Regions from separate parts of the Homo sapiens genome. Here region 1 is linked to region 2. Evidence: read pairs that join two places in POLR2A ChIA-PET (ENCODE). Cell type or tissue: OCI-LY7. All regions are shown on one strand. Region 1 overlaps GMDS (GDP-mannose 4,6-dehydratase). Region 2 overlaps GMDS (GDP-mannose 4,6-dehydratase).

Region 1 (4,000 bases), 89 kb before region 2:
CAGGAACGTCCGATTTCAGGGACAGCTGGAACCAGTAACTCAGATATCTTCAGGATTCTCCCTTTTTATCTTCTGTCTCCATTTTTCTTTCTGTCTTGGCCTCATCTTTTCAGTCCAGTTTTTTCTATGAAACTAGAACTAGGATCACTGCCCCTTTCAGTCTTGCCACTTGGAGGAAAACTGTTTTCTCTTTCAACTCCATCTGGAATGGCCTGGGGTAGGGCCTTGGTCAGGTTTCCACTCCCTCAACCAGTCCCAGTAGCCAGTGAGTGGTGCTTTGGGCCAGCTTGGGCCAGGATCTTACCTTGAATAAATCAGTGCAGTCAGGATGGCAGGGTTAGGCTACTCCCATTAGAACCATGTGAAGTAGGAAAGAGCACCAAAGCATGCTTTGGGGAATCTGCATTGAGCAGCCACCTCATTTGTGGCCTACTAGAGGCTGGGATGGGGAATTATTTAGGACTGCTGAAGAAACAGACTCAGAAGGACTTGATGAGCAGTTGACTAATGGAAGAGTGAGAAAGGAATCAAAGAGGACTCCCGGGCTACTGGGTGCAGGGTGAGACCATTCACCATGCAGGGCCATCCAGAAAGTTGTGTTAGCTTGGGGTAAAAGGAGAAGCGAACTAGAGTTAATGGTAATGTCTCCTGAGGTGAACAGGAGGAAGATCCGACCAGGAAGTTGCAGGTCATCATGACCAGGCAGCACGAGCTTAGCTCTCGCTGGAGAGCGCAGTCAGCATAGGTGTGCGAAGGTTCTCCCTCCGACTCAGTTCACGGCGTAGGAGCAGAGACAGTGGGAGAGGTGAGCGAGGCGGGGTTGAGTCGTGTAGTCAGGATGGGGTGTGTGTTTAAGATTTGAGCAGGAAGAAAAGTCCTCAGAACATCTGAACTCTGCCTTCCTGCGTTTGTGTTCTCCCTACCTGCTCTCCTGTGCCCTGGAGGAGCTGTCTGTCTGGAGCTCCTGTCTGCTACCACCTCCTTGAAGACTTGGCATCAGCAATTCTCACCTCTCTCCTGGATCAGTTTCTCCGTCATCACTAGGATCTTTCCCTCAGCATGCAAAGAGGCTGCTTTCATGCCCATCTTGAAGTGCAGTCCTCCCAGTCTCACCCCTTTCTCTCACTGACAGCAGAAGTTTTCAGAAGCTGTTTGTGCTCCTTGTCTACGAAATCTCACCCCCATTCTTTCTTGAGCCCTCTCCTTCCTTGGACTTTTGTCCACCTCTTTCAGAAGCTCTCCCATCAAGGTCACGTTTCTGTCTTTGTCCTTCTGACCTGCAGTCATGGTGATCACTCCCTCCTGGATACAGACTATCCAGACTGTTAGGATACTCCCGTGTCCTTGCTTCCCCTCACTGCTTCCTCCTCATCTGGCCTGTAAACATTATAGCATCAGTGTATTTGGTTCTCTGACCATTTATGTTTTGTTGCTAACATTCCTTTCTTGGTGGTCTCAGCTGGCCTCAGGACTTGAAATATCATCCATACATAAATAGTTCCCAAATGTGTGCCCTCAGCCTAGACCCTCGTTGGAAGGCCAGGCTTATAGATTCACTGCAGTGTTAAATGAAGACTCACCCTTGTCTCATCCTGATTTAAATATTTCATGTTTATTAGTTCCCCGATAGTTTTGTTAGTGTATCGAATGAATAGAGGTACTTAAAAGCTATACATTTTTTTTTTTATTTTGGGGATTTTGTCTTTGTGGGGTTGTTTTATTTGACTAAGGCCATGGTTCTCAACCAGGGCAGTTTTGTCCCCCCAGGGGGAAGTTGGCAACACCTGTGAACATAATTGAGGGGGTGCTCCTGGCATCTACTGGGTAAAGGCCAGTGACGCTCCTAAACACTGCAAAGCACAGCACAACCAGCAATAAAAAGGACTTATTCCTCCTTAAATGTCAATAGTACCAAACTGGAGAAAACCTGAAAGGAAGACTTACAAATTTGAATTATCTCACTGTCAGTGGAAAATGCATTGAACATTTGATACAAATAGCAAAGTAGTTTGAACATTTCTCTTTATACACATATTTTAAATAGTTGCCAAAAGGTGGTAGCTATCTCAGACAAATGCACATTGTGAATTGTCCTCTTTTAAGCCTGAGATTCCTTTAAACGTGCCTATTGGATTTTGAGTACCTGCAGTTAAATAGTGTTGCTCTTGGCAGGACTTAGTGAGCAAATGAGGTATGATCTCTCTGATCTCAGTCATCTGCTCAGTCAGCCATGACCTTCTCAGTGTCTCTTCTTTCCACACCCTGTCTCCACTGAGCCATGGCCCAGGCAGTTCACAGTGGGGTGGCCAGAGATTACCACAGGGGAAAAATGCAGGGCCCCAAGGCGGAGGTTCATGTGGGGTTCAGGATAAATTGGAATGATTTCTGTTTTCCAATGAATATTGTCCAAACTGTCATTGTACTTTATCTAACTCCAAAAAAATCTTTAAATCAAAAGCTTTTGGATGAAGTATTGAGCAATGGAATAGAATTTTTATTAGACAAATTTTGGTTACTTCAAGTACCATTTGGATATGGATGGATAATGTTTAGATATGTATGTATGCATGCATGCATGCACATATACAATCGTGTATCTGTAGACACACAAACAATAAAAATTGCCACAGGGCCATAGGAAATATACATTTGAAAAAGAAGTAATTTTGTATAGTGTGATAAGTAGAATTGTCCCTAGTAGGACTTAGTGAACCTCCTGTAGGGTTTCTTCCTTACGTCTACGGCATCATCAGAGGGTGTCAAAAAGAAGTAATTTTGTGTAGTGTGGTAAGTAGAACTGTCCCTAGTAGGACTTAGTGAACCTCCCATAGGGTTTCTTCCTTACGTCTACGGCATCATCAGAGGGCGCCCAAGGTTGCATTTTGTTTTTAAAAATAAATCTCTATTGAAGTAATACATTGTGGAAAAGATTGTGACCTAATATGCAATCAAATTCTTTAATAAATTGGCTATTATTCATGTCTTAAAGGCAATTCCATTGTTTTCAGTTTAATGCTGGCAATTTAAAGTGTGTTTTCCAAATTTTGTCAGTTTTTTTCCTTTAATGTTTGTTATAGAAGATAGAGATGTTATGTTGGTATGCTTTATAATATAATAGAAACTTTAACATGGACTCTGTGTGTGTGTATGTGTATATGTGTGTGTGTGTGTGTATATATATGTATATAGGTATATATATGTATATATATGTATATATGTGTATATATATGTGTGTGTATATATATATGCATGTGTGTATATGTATATCCTTGGGTCTTTAGGGAACACCCAGCCTCTTTAATCAGTAGATAGCAGTCAAGGGGAAGAGCAGAACCTTGTTAACCTGTGCATTCTGGAAGGGGATGAGCATCCCAGGTGTTAGTATCTCCTGGCCCCCAGGAGAAACAAACAGTGACTGTCTCAGGAGGAAGCCGTCATTTGCGTTGATGTCCTCTGGTCTCCAGCAAATTAAGGTTACTAAACATGAACTCTCACTAAATGCACAAGGAAAGAAACCACCATCAGTCAAAGTCAGCATAAATAACAAGTAATAAATAAGTCCCCCCAAAACTTCAGATACTGGAATTATCTAATTCAGAATATAAAATTACAAAAACATGTGTAAATAAAGATGTCAAATCAGAAAAAATAAGCAAGCAAGAACAGAATGTAAAAATGCCCAGGCAGGTTTGAAAAAGAACCAAAGAGAACTTTGGATGTGCCAAAAAAGAAAGAGAGAGAGAGAGAAGAGAAGAGGAGAGGAGAGGAGAGAGGAGGGGAGGGGAGGGGAGGGGAGGGGAGGAAAGAAGGGAGGAAGGAAGGGAAGAAGGAAGGGTTAAATGGCCGACTTAGATTAGATTGCTGAAGGACAATTAGATGGCTATACGGAAATTAACCCAGACTATTACAGATAAGAGCAAAGAGATGAAAATTACCAAAAAAAAGAAATTAAGAGAGTAGAAAGTAAAAGTAGTAGTCTAATATCCTTTCCCAGAAGAAA
Region 2 (4,000 bases):
GTTGGATAACTTATGAAATTTTCATTAGGCTCTGTGGCTACTAACAGCCCACATAGACATCTTGAAATAATGTTTTATGTCTTGCCCTGTACACGTGGTTGTCCAGATGTGTATACACACACACACACACTCATATGAGTTATCTCCTTGTATAATCTTTTTTTTTTTTTTTTTTTTTTTGAGACGGAGTCTCGCTCTGTCGCCCAGGCTGGAGTGCAGTGGCGCGATCTCAGCTCACTGCAAGCTCCGCCTCCCGGGTTCACGCCATTCTCCTGCCTCAGCCTCCCCAGTAGCTGGGACTACAGGCGCCCGCTACCACGCCCGGCTAATTTTTTGTATTTTTAGTAGAGACGGGGTTTCACCGTTTTAGCCAGGATGGTCTCGATCTCCTGACCTCGTGATCCGCCCGCCTCGGCCTCCCAAAGTGCTGGGATTACAGGCATGAGCCACCGCGCCCGGCCCTCCTTATATAATCTTCAGACAGCCTTTTCCAAAAAGGCAGTGTTTTGTGTCTTGTGTTGGCAGTATTTCATGTCTCAGATACTTTTCAGAGTTTCTTGTATGCCCTTAGTGAGTAGGAAAGGGGAAAAAATTCTCCTAGCAAGTCCTGCCTGCATTTCCCCTTTCCCCTTTCTCTCAACAAGGACAGAAATGAGAACATTCTCCAAGATGTGCGCAGACTTTAAAGCGGATCCCAGGCAGGCGCGGTGGCTCAAGCCTGTAATCCCAGCACTTTGGGAGGCTGAGGCGGATCACCTGAGGTCGGGAGTTCGAGACCAGCCTGACCAACAAACAGGCACACCATCTCCACTAAAAATACAAAATTAGCCGGGCGTGGTGGCGCATGCCTGAAATCCCAGCTACTCAGGAGGCTGAGGCAGGAAAATCGCTTGAACCCGGAAGGCAGAGGTTGCATCGCGCCGAGATCACACCATTGCACTCTAGCCTGGGCAACGAGCGAAACTCCATCTCGGGAAAAAAAAAAATCGGATCCCACGTCCCACCGTCCTTCCACCATTGCCAGGGACAGAAAAAATAGTTCAGGATAGTTAGTAACAAAATTAAGAGAAAAAAAAAGACACTAAGAAAAACATAATGCTAAATTTTCAAAGCAAGTATTATAAAGAAACGCACCTTTTTAGTGGAGGGGAAGCTTGTGGAAAATAAAAGAAATAGTGAAAAAGCCCTGTTAAACTCGTTTGCTCTCAGGCACAGGACAGAAAATGTATCACTGTGCCTACAATGGAAAGGCTACTGAAGTTTTTTTCATATGCACCTCAACTGCCATTTTTGAGTTTACTCGTTAAGCAAAAAGCTTTTATTACAGAAAATATCCTTGAAAGATTTTGAACAAAAGGACATACTGTAAATTTATTGTTTGATTTTAAGTTCTTGGCATGCATACTACATATTGGTAACCATTCCTTCATTTAAAGGGCATTTTGCGAGCTCTTGAGGCCTGTGGCTTTGAGGGAACTGCGTAATGCCCCGCTGAGTTTTCATCTGCTGCTACTGCACCAACACATGGCTTTGAATTTGAGTTGCCAGCAAAACTGCGGTGGTTGGAGTGACCACTGTGGAAAAGACTTATTTCAGAGCCTCCGCTATGGCCCAGAACAAAGTAGATGGCACTGTCCAGAAACACGTTCTGCATCTCTTTCTCGCTCCCTTCAGGGACCCTTGTGATTCCGTGTGGGAGCCTCTCCTCCTGCCTCTCCCTGCCAGTGATAGGGTGCTGAGACGTTAGTACCCATGGTCACAGAAGCTGCCCAGGTGGTGACAAGACACACACGTGTGTGCCTGCTCCGGATGTCTGCTGTGGGTGGAGCCTGTCGTTTGGAAAGTGTTCATCTCCACAAATCAAAGGTGCTTGTTGTGAACAAGAAACACAGTCACCTCAGACTGCCATTAAAAGCATTTCATGTTCTGTGGGCAATTCTGAACTCCAGCTTTTCTTTTTTTTCTTTTAAAATTATTATTTTTAAAAAATATAGTGTTCAGTGGTAAAATCCAGAGTGAGGGAAAGCTCCCCAATACTGGAATACTGGTGATCACTTCCTCATTAGCTGGCCCACATTTATAGCCCCGCAAACACAGTCCCCTTATTAAATGTATTAAATGCCTCGTTCTGCTGTCCAGTATGGGGTCTGCTATACAGTATGTGTGTTTTCAAACAATTAGATAGCACAGGAAAGAAACAAATCCCTGCCCCGAAGGTCCTAACTTTAATAAAGTATGTTATTTCCAATAAGCCCCTTTAATATAATATTATATTGTTTGCCAAATGAATTTAAATATTTTAATGTTGAAATGATATCAGCAAATACCTAAAACTTATTTCCTGTTGCAATAAAATACACGTTTTCTCAGTCTCACAACTTTCCACATTAATAATAATTAAAAGGTTAGAAGGCAGCCTTAATTACATAGCTAATCACTCGGCCTTTCCCCTCGTTGTTTGGGACAAACATACAAGTTTTCTAAATGTCTTAGCCAAAATGTCCTACGTTCCATTCTTCTTCTTCTTTTATCTAATGTGTAAGAAAGCGCATTTGATGGATGGAACATTCCCGTCCACAACCTCTCCAGTAAATCTCTCAAAGTCCTTAACCTCGTACAGCCTGCCTGATAGAGCATTTGCTGTTGTTTATAGTCTGTTATCCCAGGGATTGGCTTTCTGTGTAATAAAGTACTAAAAGTCTCGTAGAGTAGGATCAACTTGGGTGTTCTGCGGTTTGCATGGTGGTGGTTATACCTAATTCCCACAGCAGAGACGGGAGTTAGAGGGAGCATCATAAAGAACACAAGTCAGTGGGCTGCCAGCTGAGTGAGCTGCCCTGCGAACAGGTTTGGGTAATAGCAATATTTCTAAAAGGGAGGGCAATGACACTTAAGTGAGGTTGGTCTTAGGAAGCAGTTGCAGGTCTGGATCCAATAACGTATCATTGACTGCGTCTGGAATAGATCGCCGGATAAATTGAGTGAACTCTTACCCTGCTGGGAGCTTTTTTGCTGTGTGCTCTGTGCTTATTAGCCTCCTAGCCCTCGTTTGACCCTGTTCCCTTTTTAAATTAATGCATCTCCAATTCCCTAATCTAGACTTTTTTTTAATCTCATGTTTCTTTGTTTCCACCCAATTTGAGGAAATAGCTGAGGAGTTTTCAACTGTTTACCCAAAGGCAAAATTAACAGGTGCATTCAGGGTTATTGTAAGGCTCATCAAATACACTGAAGGCCTGGCCCATTTCCAGTTCTGATAAATAAGTTAGCATTGTAAATTAACTGAAAACTGACAGATAAGAAGCAGTATTTAGTGGCCTAGATAAAAGTTTTACTGTGCATGTGTAGAAGCGCCTCACTACAACATGTATCTTGACACTTAGGTCCATAATAATGAGTTTCTAATGAGCAGAACCTGGGTAATAGACACTGAAGCGAAACCAGAAAGATCCTGCTTTTAACACAGTCTAGGAATGTATTTACATCCGATAGCAGCTTGGCACAAGGAAGAAAGTGTTCAGGAGTTTGGCCATCTGTTTGCTGCAGTTTATGCCTTTATTTGGAGGCAGTTAGCAGAAGACCCATGAGATTGCATGAGGAGGATTAGGAAGAAAAGGCACTGGGAAAAATAAGGTGTCTCTGATATTTTACGTTGGAACACATGATGATCATTTATGGGGAAACAAATAGTATTTTATGTGCAGTGAATGTCTTCAGGTGTAAAAAGCTCTTTAAGACCTAGCTTCCTTATTTTGAAAAACGAACTTCCTATTTTGCAAAAAACACCCACTTTTTTTCTGAGCAATTCTAGCTCCACGAAAGGGTTTTGAAAAGTTCTTTGTTAGATAGAAGGGATTGCAAAACTGTGTCACCATAATATTGATGGTGTTGCTGTTTTATATAATATGGCAAAGAGCTTCGGTCTGTTCTGTCGAGTCTCTAGACATAATAGGGTAATTCTTATAGTAGACTCTTTAGAATAAAGAGCTTATAATAAACA

What was found. ChIA-PET counts read pairs that join two places held together with the same protein. Peaks named below come from ENCODE experiments on the same cell type or tissue, not always from the same donor. Only the 100,000 strongest peaks of a DNase experiment are listed, where the experiment ranks them.
Region 1: POLR2A ChIA-PET joins it to region 2 with 5 read pairs; 1 of 35 experiments calls an interaction of 5 or more read pairs at or near these places.

The regions. Positions count from the first base shown.
Region 1 is chr6:1,938,756-1,942,755 of GRCh38, reverse strand. All of the region lies in intron 6 of GMDS (GDP-mannose 4,6-dehydratase), which reads left to right. Among named protein-coding and RNA genes, the nearest start is that of GMDS, 300 kb to the left of the region's middle. RefSeq lists a silencer at 2,119-2,188. In OCI-LY7, no CTCF peak of the experiment used is centred here; a DNase peak (open chromatin) is centred at 2,225; H3K4me3 peaks cover 309 bases.
Region 2 is chr6:1,849,698-1,853,697 of GRCh38, reverse strand. The region is part of intron 7 of GMDS (GDP-mannose 4,6-dehydratase); the gene reads left to right. Among named protein-coding and RNA genes, the nearest start is that of FOXC1, 240 kb to the right of the region's middle. In OCI-LY7, no CTCF peak of the experiment used is centred here; a DNase peak (open chromatin) is centred at 1,817.